Linked DNA regions of Mus musculus: region 2 is linked to region 1. Evidence: chromatin loops called from intact Hi-C (ENCODE). Cell type or tissue: heart. All regions are shown on one strand. Each heading gives the region's core, and the rest is flanking DNA. Links, peaks and the distances in the headings are about the cores only.

Region 1 (8,125 bases), core at 1,904-6,903:
ACCACCCACTCCCACTTTTTGGCCCTGGTGTTCCCCTGTACTGGGGCCTCTCTTCCCAATGGAGCTAAGACGAAAGGATGGACCATCCAGAGACTACCCCACCCGGGGATCCATCCCATAATCAGCCACCAAACCCAGACACTATTGCATTTGCCAACCAGCGTTTTCTTAAAACCATCAAAGAGCAAGAGGATGATTGCAGGATCCAGGAGCTGTCCACCCCCGTGGTGCTGATCTCTCAGGGCAACTCACAGGTTTCCAAACTTTCAGACTGCCTAGCAATTCCCAGGCAGTGGTTCTACGTAACTGGATCCCAGGACTGGGATAAGGACCTGGAGGCTCCGTTTCTGGAAATATCAGGTAAGTTTTACTTCCCCTGTTCAGTTCAGAGACAGGAATGAACAAACTCAGACATTTTTAGGAGTCAGTGCAAGCTTGGAGAAGCCATCATCTGTGGATGGGTTCAGTGCCTCATGGCCTAAAGCTCAGAGAGACCAATCACATATTCTTTTGCTTTAGAAACCAGGTTGCAAACAAAGAAAAAATAAAGAAAAAAAAAGCAGGCTTCCCTTCTACAAGTAGGTGAAATGGATTTCTAAGACAAGGTGCAACCTCTCCATAGTTTCTGGCTAGGTCTGCATGTAAGCCAAGCAGAGAAAAGCAGCCCCTCATCTTGGCCAGACAGGCTCTAGTTGGATGGTGATTTCTTTCCTCTATAGGTGAATTGGGGTATAGGAAACAGAGTCCTGTCCTGGAAGAAGATATGTTAGCTCATCTCTGACCTACCCAGGCTTTTTGAAAGTCCTTGGGCAAGCTGCTTCATGACATAACTCCCTCCAACACCCAGTATATACACAGGGTGGTAAACACTGTTCCATGAAACTTAAGTGGGGAAATGAAGCAGGGTGTTCAGCAGACACTAATTATCATAGTTGGGAAGAGAGTAGAAGAGAGCAGAGTGGGAATGGCTGTTAGTATGACTAGGAGAGACTTGGGATTGAATATGATATCATAACAGAGCCAGAGTCATCACATAAGTGGGCCTGGGTCTCCTTCATTCCCTTCCCCCATTAGCTCTGGTCTTTGTGTACAGTGCCTAGCCTCTCTGAACCTCTGTTACCTCATCTGCCTGTAGCAGAAGCACCTCAGATATACTGCAAAGATTAAATGAGATAAGGCAAGCAGAGTGTCTGGATCCTGAAGAGGCTCAGATGAATATTGCCTTGCATTCTGAATTCCATCAGACAGCACAGCCTTGCTTCTTTTGGAAGATTACCAAGCACAGCTATTGGACAGTGAGATTTTTCTCCCCTCTTTCTGAGTTTATCACCTTCCATAGCCAGGTTGTGTGATCTGGGGCCATCACAAAGACTTGAAAATAGCAAAGGTTCGGGGGGCCCATTAGTGATGCAGTGCTTCTCTTTGATAATGAGCAAATGAGCCTGGCGTGCAAATGCATGCTTATGATTCCAACATTAAGGAGGCAGAAGCAGGAGGGTCAGAAGTTCAAGGTCATCCATCCTTAGCTATATAGCAAGTTTGAGGCCAGCCTTGGCTAATTAAGATATTGTTTCAAAAGCCACATTTTGTTTTTGTTCAACTGAGCCACAGACTCTTTGACCTATTGGGAAAACAGAATGTGCAGTTTACCCAGCATGAGGGTTGACCAGAGTGTAAACAAACAGCCTTCTTGGAGAGAGCCCACTAGTCTAACATGCTAGTTGTAGTAGAGAGAGTACCAAACATCGATCTAGTCCTTGGCCAGTCTTTCAGGAGGTAGTCTGCCACTCTGTGCCATATGTCTTTCTGCAAAGAGTTAATGGACTCCCTGGGGTCTCAATGCCCTAATCTTGGTGATGAGACCATCTCTTGCTGGCCTCTGGTATACCGCAGTGCTACTGTGACCACTTTAAATGCCAGTTGAGCAAATGCTTTGAAAATGAAAACTAGCTGTTAGGCCCAGGTCAGGAGGTTGAGAGGCTGGCTGGATGCTCCAAGCTATGCAAGCCATCAATTCAATAGGCCTTATATTTTTGTGACTGCCATGGGGCTGGTACCTCCATCTGTGTCTCCCACCTTCCTGAAGGTCCACTTCCTGCTACAGAGTCACAGTTCTTCAGATCTCTAGGCTCAGATCCATAGGCATTTCCCCAGATACTTCGTTTCCTATGGAGTGTTCAGAATCGTGTCCCTCTCTCCTTAGCTTATAAAAACCCGGAACCCCTGCTCCTCACCCAAATAGCCACTGAAGTTCCAAATGGACCCACTGGTGCCATTCGATTTCTTGTTTAATTTATAGCATTTCATCACTCTCTAAAGGCAACTGTGAAAGGGACCACCACTGTGAGCAACCTGTTAGTGTGTGTGTATGTGTGTGTCTATATGTGTGTGTGTCTTTGTGTGTGTATGTGTGTGTGTGTCTGTGTGTGTGTGTGTGTGTGTGTGAGTGAGTCTGTATGTGTGTGTGTCTGTGTGTGTGTGTCTGTGTCTGTGTGTGTGTGAGTGAGTCTGTGTGTGTGTCTGTGTGTGTGTGTGTGTGTGTGTGTGTGTGTGTGTGTGTGTGTGTGTGTGCATGTCCATGCATTACATTACTAGATGTGGCTCTCTAACCAATTCAACTTGATCACCTACTGTGGCTGAAAGTGACCTTGAGCAAACGTTTACCTGTTCTGGAAATATTCTTTCACGTGCCAGAATATGTACGCCGGGGAGTTCCTGCAAGGATTGACAAAGCATTCCTCTGCCCTGTGTAGTCCTGTTGTTGAGCTTCCCTAGGGAGCACAGTTACAGCATTTTATGAGTCATGTTAATACTGCCATCAACATTCCATCACCACTGACTTCCCTCTGGCTTGAAAGAGCACTCTCTGAAGAGCCACCATGTGGTTCTCTGGAAGGCATACTCAGGACCTTGCAGCCCCTGGCTGAGTGGGCTGGATTCTCAGATTCTCTTCTGGAGGATCATCATAGACTAGTATCAGGTCCCAGACAGAGCTATGGTTGTGACCTCATTATGAGTGTGTAAGGCTATGTTAGACCCGAACTCTGAAGCCTGACCTGGCTAAGGCCAACAAGGCTGGGGACCTGGTTGCCATGGAGATCAGCCCTCCTACAATCCCACTGGGAGCAGAAAATTTTGTTTAAATAAGCAGGAGAAAATGAGCCTTGGTTCCTCAGCAAACTGAGTTATAATATTCTGAATTTCTATTCTGGCATTTTAACCTTTCAATGTTGCCCTTAGGAATTCAGAGAACAAATGATCTTCAATATGCTGAGTGTGTGAGGTGAGGTGGCTGGGGGGAGGGAGGGAGGGAGGGAGGGAGATACACACACACACACACACACACACAGAGAGAGAGAGAAAGAGAGAGAGAGAACACACACACACACACACAGAGAGAGAGAGAGAGAGAGAGAGAGAGAGAGAGAGAACTGAAATACTGATTTCTTACTGTTGGCCCAGTTACCTGGTTATCAACATCATTTGATGCAGAGAAGTCGAGGTTCTTTTAAGTTATAGAACAAAGGCATCTCATTGAAAGGGTGACTGAGGAGCTCTGAAGCTCACAGTAAAAGCCAGCCTGTGGAGCTGGGTATGCTGGCTTCATCCCTCGCCAGTTGTGTCACTTAACGTCTCTGTCTGTTCTCTGCTGTCTTTATCTCCGAAATACCAGCTGTAGTTAACTCTTTCTCTTGTCATTTTTGCAAGAATTAAATCAGATGTGATGTTTGGACAGGTTTTGGCAACTTGTATGCCATGAATTAATGCATTGTAGCCTGTGCTTCCTACAAACACTGGTGGTCCTTTTGTGAGGCCAGAGCATTAGGCCACTGATGGTGGATGTGTCCAGGGCATGGTTAGCATCATCTGTCTAGCCTGACCACTTCTGAGCATCATTTGTAGAGCTAGTAAATGAGGCAAACCTGACTTAGAAACCCCAGGAATCTGAATTTAAACAGCACAGGAAGTCATTCTATAGAACATTATAATGTAAGAATCAAGGATCCACTGGTGTGTCCCAAAACATACTGGTTTACTCCAGAAGCAATCCCTAAACATCCATCTCATCCCAGGGGAGAGGCTTATCAAGACAGTCTGTGGAAGCAGGGAGACACATGGGTGAACAGCCCACATTGTTGTTGTCATCAACCAAGCAAGAGATGAAGATGCACAGCCAACCTGAGTTCTGTAGGCCCCATGAGGAGACCAAGGGCTGAGAAGGATGACAGCATTCTGCTTGCTTTTCTCTTCCCTGAGAGGCAAAACCACTTCCACACAGTATCAACGCAGCTCTAAAAAACAGATAAGGAAGCCAAGACTCGGGGAAGATGGGTGTTTGGCTCAGGGTCTTGTGAGGTCAGTGAGTGATGTGCTGGTAACTGCTTAACCACGGGCTCAGATTGCGGGTGGGGCGGGCTGAGCTGTGACATTTGTTTGTTTCTGTGGTATAAATGCCCTTAGAGTGTCAGGTTTCTATTACCAATGTGCTGCCTCTTAAGGGGGGTTGCAGAAGGGTTCCCAGGCACCCTTGGAAGCTGGTAAGAAGTGGTCCTGTCCTGGGCACTCTTGGGTATATTCATTATAGTGGTGCTTAGCATCTGTCAAGGTGTAGAAGAGAAAGGCCATTGTTCTCTCTGACTTGCAGGTGCTTTAGATTAACCCCCTCCATCCTTGAATCTATGTGAGGGAAGATAATTAGTGTGATGGGGGAGACACAACAGCTCCCTTAGGGAAACTGTCTATATTTGGTTTCTTTCAGACTGAGGTCTGGCTATGTACAGTCATCACTGGCCATCTCACCAGGCTCTGAAATACAGTGTAGGTGGTCACTGGAGGAGGTAGCATCCCATAGAAAGGCAAGAGACTGAGGAAGCTCTGAAAGTTGTCACCTGTCTGTCCACCAAGCACCTTTGAAACTACGGAGTCTGGACTAGGGATAGAAGAGACACAGTTCCCACATGTTTACCTGAGGGGAGGCTGAGACCCTTTATGTCCCAAACTCTGATGATCTGGATCAAACAGAGACATCCGCTATCCTCCCATTCTCTGAACAGTTCATCCACATGCCTAATAAGCTTATACTCGCTGGCTCGCCACACCCAGAATGGACAGGACAGCAGCTGGCCCAGGACACAATGAGTGTCCAGAACCAGCTACACCAGGACTACTTCTGATGACCATGGACAGAGTGTGTTCTTGACTGATGGCATGCCCAAGGGATGTCCCGGTGAGCCTCAAGTGACCTTGCACCATATCTGAGAGTGTAGCTGAATGACTAGAGAGTGAAGAGACGAAGCTCTGGAGACTCAGTGTCCAGCAGTACAGCAACTGCCTGCAGATAGATGAGGGGAGATCTCAGGAGATCTCTGGCCATAATGCAAGACAGAACTGTGAATTCTATCCCAGCTCAGCAGAAGCCTAGCCAAGCTCCCCAGTTCATCTTAGATAACAGCAGCAATCCTAGATGCTGGGCAGCTATGGGGCAGGTGGACTGGGTCAAGGTCTGGTCACCTAGGCAGGGACAAGCAGCACTGGGACATGAGGGTGCCCAGACATTCTTCCCTTTTCCTAGATTTCTTGACTCAGCCTGTCTCCAGCTCATATAGGGGAGGATAGAAAGGAAGGGGAGGAGGGGAGCCACTGGGAGCCAGCCATTCTGCAAGGGAGCCGGTAGGGCTCCTTCCCTCCAAGTGTGTGTGTGTGTGTATGTGTGTGTGTGTGTGTGTGTGTGTGAGAGAGAGAGAGAGAGAGAGAGAGAGAGAGAGAGAGAGAATCGGTGGGATTTCCTTCTCAGAAGCAGCCAGTTTCCTAAGAGAAAAAAGAGAGAAAGGAGAAAGAAAGGGAGGAGAAAATTGGAGGTGGGAGAGACAGAAGGGGGAGGGGGCAGAAAGTGAGAGCACACAGGAGACTGAGCACAGAGGCAGAGAGAGGGAGACAGAGAGAAAGCCACAAAGCAGAAGGGTGTGCGGAGCAGAGCCAGAGCTGAGAGGGACCCAGTAAGGGCGGGTGCAGGCAGACGCAAAGCCAGTGACCACAGGAGACTGCGACCCCGGATTCCAGGGCACTTCAGGAGGTCAGAGGAGCACAGGCCAAGAGGTGGTGCGGGACTGGGAGTGAACACTCGCCTAGGTGATCGCCGGTGAGGTGACCCCAGACTCCGAGTGGTTCCGTGCCCAGGTGCTCGCCTGGGAGGTGGCGCGGGGCTCCGGGAGGCTGCGTGCCTAGGTGCTGGCCCAGGGGGTGGCGCGGGCTTCTGGGTTGGTGGATGCCCTCTGGGTAGCCATGGCGACAAGGGCCAGGGGTCGCTGGGCTGCCGTGTCGCCTAGGGGCTGAGTCGACAGCAGGCTGCGCCATGGCGGCGCGGGGTTGCGGGCCCTGAGCGCCAGCGGCGGGCGCGCACCATGAACTCGTGGGACGCGGGCCTGGCGGGGCTGCTGGTGGGCACTATCGGCGTGTCGCTGCTGTCCAACGGGCTGGTGCTGCTCTGCCTCCTGCACAGCGCTGACATCCGCCGCCAGGCGCCGGCGCTCTTCACTCTCAACCTCACGTGTGGCAACCTGCTGTGTACCGTGGTCAACATGCCACTAACACTGGCCGGCGTCGTGGCACAACGGCAGCCGGCCGGGGACCGCCTGTGCCGCCTGGCCGCCTTCCTCGACACCTTTCTGGCCGCCAACTCCATGCTCAGCATGGCCGCGCTCAGCATCGACCGCTGGGTGGCTGTGGTCTTTCCGCTGAGCTACCGTGCCAAGATGCGCCTCCGAGATGCCGCCTTCATGGTGGCCTACACGTGGCTGCACGCGCTCACCTTCCCGGCCACCGCGCTCGCCCTGTCCTGGCTCGGCTTCCACCAGCTATATGCCTCGTGCACACTGTGCAGCCGGCGGCCGGACGAGCGCCTGCGCTTTGCTGTCTTCACCAGCGCCTTCCATGCGCTCAGCTTCCTGCTCTCCTTCATCGTGCTCTGCTTCACGTACCTCAAGGTGCTCAAGGTGGCCCGCTTCCACTGCAAGCGCATCGACGTGATCACCATGCAGACGCTTGTGCTGTTGGTGGACATACACCCCAGGTGAGTGCCCTGACCCAAGACTCTGAGCACTTGGTATTGAGTTAGGAAGGTCCCAGCATCCCGGGAGATCCCCTTTCTGCATCAATGGCATTAAGCACGGGTGGAATAGCAGATCCTGTTTAAACGGGTGCCTAGAGCTTCACTTTCTGAAACATGGGACTGAAACCCCAGCCAGAACATCTTGTTACCCTTATACTCTGGGCAGTGAACTCTGTTCACTTTTCGAAGCTTGAAAGTGGTTTGGATCTGAGAGGGGTATCTAGAGGATTGGAAAACCCTTAAGAACTCTTCAAATGGTGGGTGTTATTCCTCTGGGTCTTTGCAGTCCTGGGTGTGGTGCCACCTGGATCTCCTCGCATGAGTCCTCATTAAACAGAATCCATAGCACCTTCTCCCAGTGATGAGCTCTGAGGGCCCCAGTTCTTCTTGCCTTCCTAGAAGGTTCAGTCCATCGTTTTCTAGACTTGGAACCTCAAGGTCCCTTAAAGAATTTGTATCTCAGGTTTCTGAAACCAAGCCTGCCCACCACTTCCATTCTGTTGACTTGCTATTTCTTTGGAGAAGAAGGAGGGAGGCAAATGGAAAGATGGACTGGGAACCTCCGTGGTCCTTAGTGTTCCTTAGGGAGAAGAGGAGGAAACTGTCAATCGGGCTGTTCTGAGCTCACCTCATCTTTCCTCTTGAGACTAGGACATCAAGAGGGAGGGTGCTTCTGTGGCCTCTGCCAGTTTATATACATTAAAAGCAGACTCCCTCTCTGCTGCCTGGGACTTAGGAGTCCACTTGACACAGAAGATACAGCACACAGGGAGCAATAGTGATGGACAGTTAGGCTTCAATGTGTGAGCAGAGCCCCAGGATGTGGGGAGCCTTGGGGAATGGAATGTAGACCCCAATGTATATTCACCCTCCAGGGCACAGTGGACAGACTGAGCAAAAGCCTTTGTGAAGCTTCCCTGCCTTGAGCAATGTCACTATGCTGAATGTTACTCTACCCGCTCATCAGAAGGGCATGGCTGAGTGTGTCTACTGCCACCCCCTGAGCACACATTCAAG
Region 2 (8,125 bases), core at 1,540-6,539, 240 kb after region 1:
TTCAAACCACCCCTATCTTCTATTCTCATGTGTTTTTGTATATACGCATTTGTACCTGAAGAACATGCCTCTCTCTCCACCATCCATCACTTTGTATAAATTCTAAGGGAATCTCCCCTCCATTATGAATCACTACTTTGACAGATATCATCCATCCAATCACACAGAAGTCCCCATCCATGTCTGTGAATGCTGCCCACCTCCCGCTTCAGCTATAGGTTTCTCTTTCAGAGCTCAGACAGTTCAGCCTGAAGTCCTGTCAGCAACTGTACCCCTCCAGCCCCACGGAGCCCGTGTTGCTGTTGGCCCCTTAGATCACACCAAAGAGCTGACAGCCCTGTGAGCTCACCCAGGGTGGCCTTGTCCCTGGTGTGAGATGATGTTCAGGCTGCCCCTACTGGAAGGAGCAGAGCAGAAGTTGAAGCCAGAAGGGGACCATGAGTTCAGCTCTGGGGAAATTGAGGCTGAGAGCCAAGGCCTAAGGCAGCTAGGCACATCTCAGAGCCAGGGTCTGCATGGGGTAGGATGGTGGTGGATTATTGTTGAGAATGCTCGCAGAACATCCATATGGTATTCAGCCCTCTCATCTCTAGCCATGTCTTCCCTGGGCCACCATTGCCTGCTTACACCTGGCCCATGTGAACCTACACACACTACACACACACACACACACACACGCACATGCACACATGTACACATGCACACACATGTCTTTGTTAAAGATTCTACAAGTCGAATTGACTGATTAAAGAACTGTGGCTGTGCAGAACGGGAATGCTGCCGATCCAGAACCGGAATTATCTTGATTGATCTTCAGTCCCCTTAATTCACTGTCCACCTCTGTGTCTGACCTAAAATCATTTGACCGTCAGGTAAAGCCTTCTAGATGTATTAACTTAGCTTTCCACAGACCCTGCAGGAAGAACTAGACTCTTTGAAAATACAGCAAACTCGGGCTTGAGAGTTTAGACCAAGAGCCTGGGGGATGGGATCCTAATAACAACTCAGGGTGACTGGGAAGGACCTGGGGGGAAGCCAAACTCTTCTTTTTATTATTATGTGAAATCGCTAAATTAAAAAAACCTTTTTGATCTATATTGGGTTCCTGGATCCTGTGCTGTTTTAGGTTTAAATGGGAAACAGAGCACAGCACAGCAGAACGAGTATTAGGCGCCCAGAGAAAGCCAGTGAGCAGGCAGGCGGAGCCCAGGCTGGGTGGTGGGACTCTGCCATGCTCATCACGAGCCCCTCAAACAGCGAGCTGTGCACAGAGCAGGGAAGGGGACTGCCAGACTTTCTGCGAGGGGCCAGGGCTCCAGAGCCTCTTTATCACCTGCTCCTTTCCTTTCCATTCCATCCCCGTGAGCCCAGTGAGTCTTCCCTTTTAATAGTTTTGAATACCCACCAATTTCAGGGGCGGGCAGTGATGTTGAATTGAAGGGTGTAATAATGGATACACTGGTTAAATGCAAAGAATGGATCATTAGAAATGCTCAGGTCTCTGCCATTAAAACAGTGTCACCTCAATTTCCTCTTTTAAATTTGATTGTATTCATTATTATTGTTTTTGTTATTACTATAGGTTGTGTATATGCATACACACACACACACACACACACACACACACACACACACACACACACCGCATGTGGAGAAGACAGTTTTGTGAGCAGATTCGCTCCTTCCACCTTTATGTGGGTTCCAGAAATCAAAGTCAGGTCATCGGCGTTACAAAGCAAGTTATCTTTACCTGCTGTGCCATCTCTCTGGCACAGAGGTGGCAACTGCTTCTTACTGGACACCTGCAGTGTAACAGTCACACACATAGTGCCTTGATTTGCCAACTGGGTCCTCCAGCCTGGGCCCAGGTCCCCCAACCTGGCTCTTTCCATCTTAAGTGGCACCTCCCAAGCTCACTCCTCTTTGTTCCTGCGCAGAGGTCCTGAAAGTCATCCTCCAGTCCCGCACAGCCCTCCCCACATTTGGATCAGCCAGAACATGAGAAATGCTGTTGCAAGAAGAGAACCCACCATCACCACCATCACCACGACAGCAGGATCTGCACAGCTTGAATCATGAGCATCAAGGACGAGAGCAAAGTCAGGTCTCTAGAAGAACCTGAAGTAGGACCAAGGGACCCAAGAAGCCTTTCATTCCCTCTGTGTATCTACATCACTGTCCACCAGGAGTGGTCACAGTGACATCACAGCTGATTCTTTCACAGCCATGAGGCCCGTGAAGTAGGCTTCATTTCCCAAGTGAGACATAGAGTGGATAGTTGGCTTGCCCAGGCTTACAAGATCTGTCAATCAAGGAGCTGAACCAAACTGGCTGGTACCATGTCACTCTGATTGTCCTCAGACAGTTAAGTGTCCCCAGTTCTGGACCAATCAGAGTAGGCCGGAGGTGGAGAAACGGGCCAGCCGTTGAAAGTCAGCACAGGAGAGAAAGCTTTTTCTAGGGAACATGCTCCCATTGTTCCTGAGTTCCTGTGGGGAAGCCACCTTCCCCAGGAGGAGATTCTCTTCCCATCCTGAGGCCACTCTCTCTCTCACTTGGGGACAATGCCTACACAGACTTCTCACATGGGGAGATGCTACTTACCGGCTTGGAGTGTTACCCCAGTCAGTGCACAAGGCTAGATGTGAAGGCCACACAGTACGCATGAATGAATAAGTTAGTGAATGAATGAATGAATGAATGAGAATGAATGAATGAGTGAACACTTTCTGTACGTCTCCTTCCTCATGTTTACCTTTAAATTCTCTCAGCAGAACACCCTGGATGGGGGTCAAAGGTAGAGACCGTAAAATGAGAAGTAGCTAGCAGCTGCTGATTTGGGGCAATTTGGATGTTTGGCTTCTAAACCATACACATGTCCTCAAATAAGTAAAGAATCCAGTGAATTAGAAACTGAGAGGGGAGGACAGGGTCCTGGCCACATTCTTCAGAAGGACACTGGACAAGTGTCTGCCATGATTCTCCTGAGGATTCTGTGTGAGCTTGCTCAACTCCAGGAGATATTATACTCCATACCTGACATGAATTCTTTGTTTGTTTGTTTGTTTTTGTTTTTGTTTTTGTTTTTGCATTTTTGAGACAGGGTTTCTCTGTGTAGCCCTGGCTGTCCTGGAACTCACAGAGCCCAGGCTGGCCTCAAACTCAGAAATCCACCTGCCTCTGCCTCCCGAGTGCTGGGATTAAAGGCGTGCGCCACCACGCCCAGCCTGACATGAATTCTTGCCCTGTTCTCTTCTGCTATCCTGAGAGAAGAAGCCTCAGCCAGCCCCACAAAGCAAGCCATGATTCAAGCACAGCTTCCCCACAGTTCTTTACAGGGAACTTAGTGCTCCCTGAGCCCCTCCGTGGAAAGCAGGGAGTCCCATCCACTCTCCAGGCTCCAGAGCACATCCCGCTCTCCTGTCCTAGAACAGTGAAGTAAGACACTAAGAGAGCCTCTGGGTAATTCCTTCTTCTTCCTCCTCCTCCTCCCTCCCTCCCTCCATCCCTCTCTCCCTCCCAACTCCCCCTCTCTATCCCCCTCTCCCTCTCTCCCTCCCTCCCATTTTTATGAGGCAAACCAGATGGAGAGGAGAAAACTCAAAAAGAAATGCTTGAAGAATAATGACGTTTTTGTTGTTTAAAAAAAAAAAAAAGCATGCTCATTAAAAACAAATCCAAGACATAAAAAGAACAAAAAGATCCCTTCGAAGTTAAGAGGGAAGAGCATAAAAATAATAAGAACTTGAAAAGTTCTATTTTGGAATGGCCATGTGTCCCAGGTTTGACTTCCTGCTTTGAAAACTAGTCTTTGCCACCTGCCCCTCCTCCCTCTGGTGGCCCTGTCCCTCACAGGTCAGGTTAGTAATCTGACACTTCATGAAATGAGTTGGTGAATGTGAATTCCAGAGCACAGTAGACTGTGTGCCCACTGACTGTCCTTAGCAAGCAGCCTTGTTCCTGACAGTAAATTCAGACTCCTCACCAATGGATGGAAAGGGCTCTGGGGAAGTCTGTCTCAGACACCCCAGGCCTGAACACATCTGCAGACTTTGCAGCCCAGGGACAGCTGGTTCACATTTCCTCCTTCCCTTCACTGGAGGCTGTGGTTGTCACACTCTGTCTTTCCTAATGTGATCTGCTCGTTTACCTGTCTTTTATCTTCTACTGTCTCCCTGCCCCCTTTATTTCCTAATTTCTCCTGGCTCTTATATATATATGATTCAAAAGGTTATCCTATTTTGAGTCTCCAAGAACCCTGCTATTGTTTCAAAAGCCCTTTAATTCCTTATGCCTGCTCCTAAGTTGCCTTTGCTCTCTGCACTGTACCCCCACTCCTGAAGTGTGCCTCAGACCACCTATCACACAAACATCCCATGGGCTTTGGCTGTTGCTCACAGTCAGGAGGGATGCTAAAAGTCTACTGTGTCTATCAAGATTCTGGGGTGGCAGAGCAATCTCTTGGGACTTTTGCCTCAAGGGACTTGGAACAACCAGCAGCTGAGGGTCTTGCTCTCAGGCTAATGACTGTTGTACAGAGATGACTTCCACGTTCCTACCTTGAAGGACTTCATATTCTGATAGCAACAGAAAAGAGCTGTGATCTGGATATGTGAAGTCCCACCCTGCCTGGCCCTGCCTGGCCCTGCCTGGCCCTCACCAGCCCCAGCTATACAGCATCTTGAGGCTGGAAGTCCCTTTACCAGGTCTCCTGAGGAAATAGAGGTCTGGGCTTCTGTAGGGCTGCAGGGAACAGACACTTCAAAGAGAAGCAAGGTAGCCTGGGTCTGGCTGTTCTCTTGACAGGATCTCAACCTAACTGCATAGCTCTGCTTTCTGATGGCTTCCTCTCCACCACTAATTGCACTAATTGTTCACCCACATTTCTTTTTTTTCCTTTCCTTTCCTTTCCTTTCCTTTCCTTTCCTTTTCTTTTCTTTCTTTTTTCTTTTCTTCCTTCCTTCCTTCCTTCCTTCCTTCCTTTCTTCCTTCCTTCCTTCCTTTCTTCCTTCCTTCCTTCCTTCCTTCCTTCCTTTCTCTCTCTCTCTCTCTCTCTCTCTCTCTCTCTCTCTCTCTCTCTCTCTTTCTTTCTTTCTTCCTTTCTTTCTTCCTTTCTTTCTGTTTGTTTGTTTCGAGACAGGGTTTCTCTGTATAGTCCTGGCTGTCCTGGAGCTCATTCTATAGACCAGGCTGGCCTTGAACTCAGAAATCTGCCTGCCTCTGCCTCCCAAGTGGTGGGATTAAAGGCGGGCACCACCACCACCCGGCTCACCCAAATTTCTGTGATCTGAATGTATATGCTTTTTCCACCTCAAATTTGCATGCTAGAACTCATTGCTCAGTGTGAGAGTCTTAGTATATGTCTTAGTATTTATCCCAGTACTTGAGAGGCAGAGGCAGACAAAGATGGACTTCTGTGAGTTCAAGGCCAGCCTGGTATACAGAGCTAATTCTAAGACAGCCAGGGTAATATACACAGAGAAACCCTGTCTTGAAAAAAATATAGCTCCATCCGTGGCATTAAGTTACAGCATTGGAAAACTCCAACACTCTCATGAGTCTACCTGCTCCCAAATGCCCTGTCTGTTGTATGCTCTTTGCCCCAAGGTGTGTACTCTCTTTAATCCCCTTTGCTATCTCTTTGACAGGATTTGGGTGGGAGTTCAGGTAAATTTACCCGTTCAACCTCACTTAGCTTCCAAGGTGCACATAATAATCAAAGCTGACCACACCTGCCCAACCCCAGCATCCTGCCATTGTCAACACTAGCCTTGTCTAAATACTCTAACTTGCAACTTCACATCATGGTGGCCTCACCTACCCAGAGAGCCACAGACCCCAAGCAAGCTTATGAAAGTAGACCATGTTATTTGTAACTTAGTACTTCCCCGTTGCCATGACAACAGACTTGACCAAAGCAACTTCAGGAAGAGAGGAAGGAAGAGTTTGCTTTGGATCATGGTGAATGTCTACCCCAGTAGGAGGGCAAGAGAATGAGGCGTATGGTGTCTGCAGCGCAGCTGGCTTCTCCTTTCTCCCTTTTAACTCAGTCCAGGACCCCATCCTAGGGCATAGTTTGTTGGGTGCAGATCTAGGTTTCACCTCCATAACCACACGGACCACTTCCTTATAGTAAATCTCTTTCTCTACATATGAATCTTTTTCTCTAATAGAAACCTCTCTCCATGAATATATACATGTTTACATATATGAGCCATTAAATATTTCATATGTGTGTATCAGCAATTAAACAGAGAATACAGGGAACCAATATAAGCCTTTACTGGTTGTGTTTCTCTGGAGAAACCAGACTCCAAAGCCATTTGGACAAGGAACTTTCAAAGCTCTAGGAACTGGTTCACCAACTAAGGGGAAAAGCACACAGTAGCTAAGAAATCGCCACCTCAGAGTATGCCTCTTTGGCAAAAGGATTCTTTTGAGTTGATTATTTTAAGACTTCCTGAAAACAGTGTAGAATTCGCTCTCCGGTTAGAGAAATTCCCTCCAGAAAACCCTGTGCTTGGGAGAAAGGAGGCCTACGTCTCAGCAGGCTTGTCTATGGTATCCTTTCCGGGTTCCTGCCCCAGACCCTTCTAACTTTTTTCAAGGGACAATAGCATCTACGTCAGAACTCTTAGCTGCCTCTTTGAGACTTGCAACTCTCTCCGGGCATTTCCCATTTGTGAATCAGATACACATGTTTTTAAACTCCTGCTTGCTTCTCTCTTGCTAACCTGTCATTGGTTCCAAGGATCTCTCCAAAGAACAATGGAAGATCCAGAGAATAGTACCTTTCCTGCCTGCAGGCCCAAGCTCTGAGTTGGCCTTTGTACTTGTTGACCCAAGGAGAAGAGCGTGGCTGGAGAACAGTCAGAGAGAGGTGACTGCAGAGTGGCAGAGGGGTCTGCCATCAGTGTCGTGGGCTATTTTCTGATCTCCGTTATATTTAGGAGGAAGGACTGTCTCTGTGCCCCAAAGCCTTCACATGGACTGTACAGCTTTCCACCTCACAGCATCATCAAACCTGCTGCCCGCCACCGAAGTCAAGGACGCAGAAGGGAAGGCTATGAGCTCTCCTGATCTTTTTGTCTTCCAAGGAAGGGGTCCAGTTGAGTCTTGGTTTCTTGCTGTCGAGCCTTTCCTGTCTTCCCAAGGGCAAAACTGCTCAGGTTGAGTCTCCACTATTACCAACAACATTCCCCGTGTTAACAGCATATATTCCAGTCGGAGAACTCAGCGGTGATGTAAACAGTGGTCTCCTTGGCCTTTTGGATCTCAGAAAGCAGAGATTCTAAGTTTAAGTTACTTTGGGGACCCAGATTGCATTAGCCAAAGCCAGCAGAGCCGTAAAAATACCATCTTAGCGTCATCTCAGTAGAAAGCATATTCCTCTAAGTTGAATAAACTTAGCTTATGAAAAACTCATTACATTTCCTTTATGTTCCACATTTAACCTCAGACCAGGGAATGCTTGACTCATTCCTCATGTTTTCCACACAGACCAATGTTTAGAAATTACTTCTCTAAAGTGCATAATGAGAAAAAATTTTTCTGAGATACCATTATGTTAACTTACAAGCAAGTCAATGCCCTACATGTTGGAGGGGCACAAGAAGAGGGATGAGATTTGCAGGCCCAATGCCTGCTGCTTGGACAGTGAACCCCCATCTCACCCCAGCCTTTGATGCCAGCAGTGCTGTTTTTTTTTTTTTTTTTTTTTTGCTCTGATACCCAAGCTCATTCTTCTATGTAGTATCTAGACTACAAGAGTCATTTCTCTTGGTGACAAAGCTGTGGCATGGGCTCGGCTATTCTTCTCGTCACCCCAACCAAGACCAGGGGATGTCCGGCTTGAGGTAGTTAGGAAATAGAGGGAATGTGAAAGGGTGAAGGGCCTCCCTCATTCTTCTGACTTGATTTCCATCCTCAGCTGGCTGACATCTAGTTTTTGTGGTAACTGACCAGACAGCCTGCAAAGGCACTGCATTCTCTTTCCAAGAACTACTATAAAGGACACCGTTAAGAACAGCCTACAGGCCATCCTTAGGTCCACCCTCCTTGTGACTTATGTATAACTACAGATACCCCTGACCATGGTTTTTTGGGGGGAGGGGTTTGCTAGCTC

The links. Peaks named below come from ENCODE experiments on the same cell type or tissue, not always from the same donor. Only the 100,000 strongest peaks of a DNase experiment are listed, where the experiment ranks them.
Region 2: a loop joins it to region 1, with 2.4 times the contacts of the local background. A loop is called at or near these places in 8 of 42 quality-filtered maps.

What each region holds. Positions count from the first base shown.
Region 1 is chr7:131,960,527-131,968,651 of GRCm38, forward strand. Gpr26 (G protein-coupled receptor 26) reads left to right here and starts at 5,934. Exons shown (of 3, transcript NM_173410.3): 1 at 5,934-7,069. The coding sequence starts at 6,402. It overlaps Gm34725 (a long non-coding RNA gene), which reads right to left and starts at 3,211. Exons shown (of 3, transcript XR_378540.1): 1 at 2,665-3,211. In heart, for the core only: no CTCF peak of the experiment used is centred there; no DNase peak of the experiment used is centred there; H3K4me3 peaks cover 914 bases; H3K27me3 peaks cover 3,167 bases.
Region 2 is chr7:132,200,348-132,208,472 of GRCm38, forward strand. No RefSeq gene overlaps it. Among named protein-coding and RNA genes, the nearest start is that of Cpxm2, 50 kb to the left of the region's middle. In heart, for the core only: no CTCF peak of the experiment used is centred there; no DNase peak of the experiment used is centred there.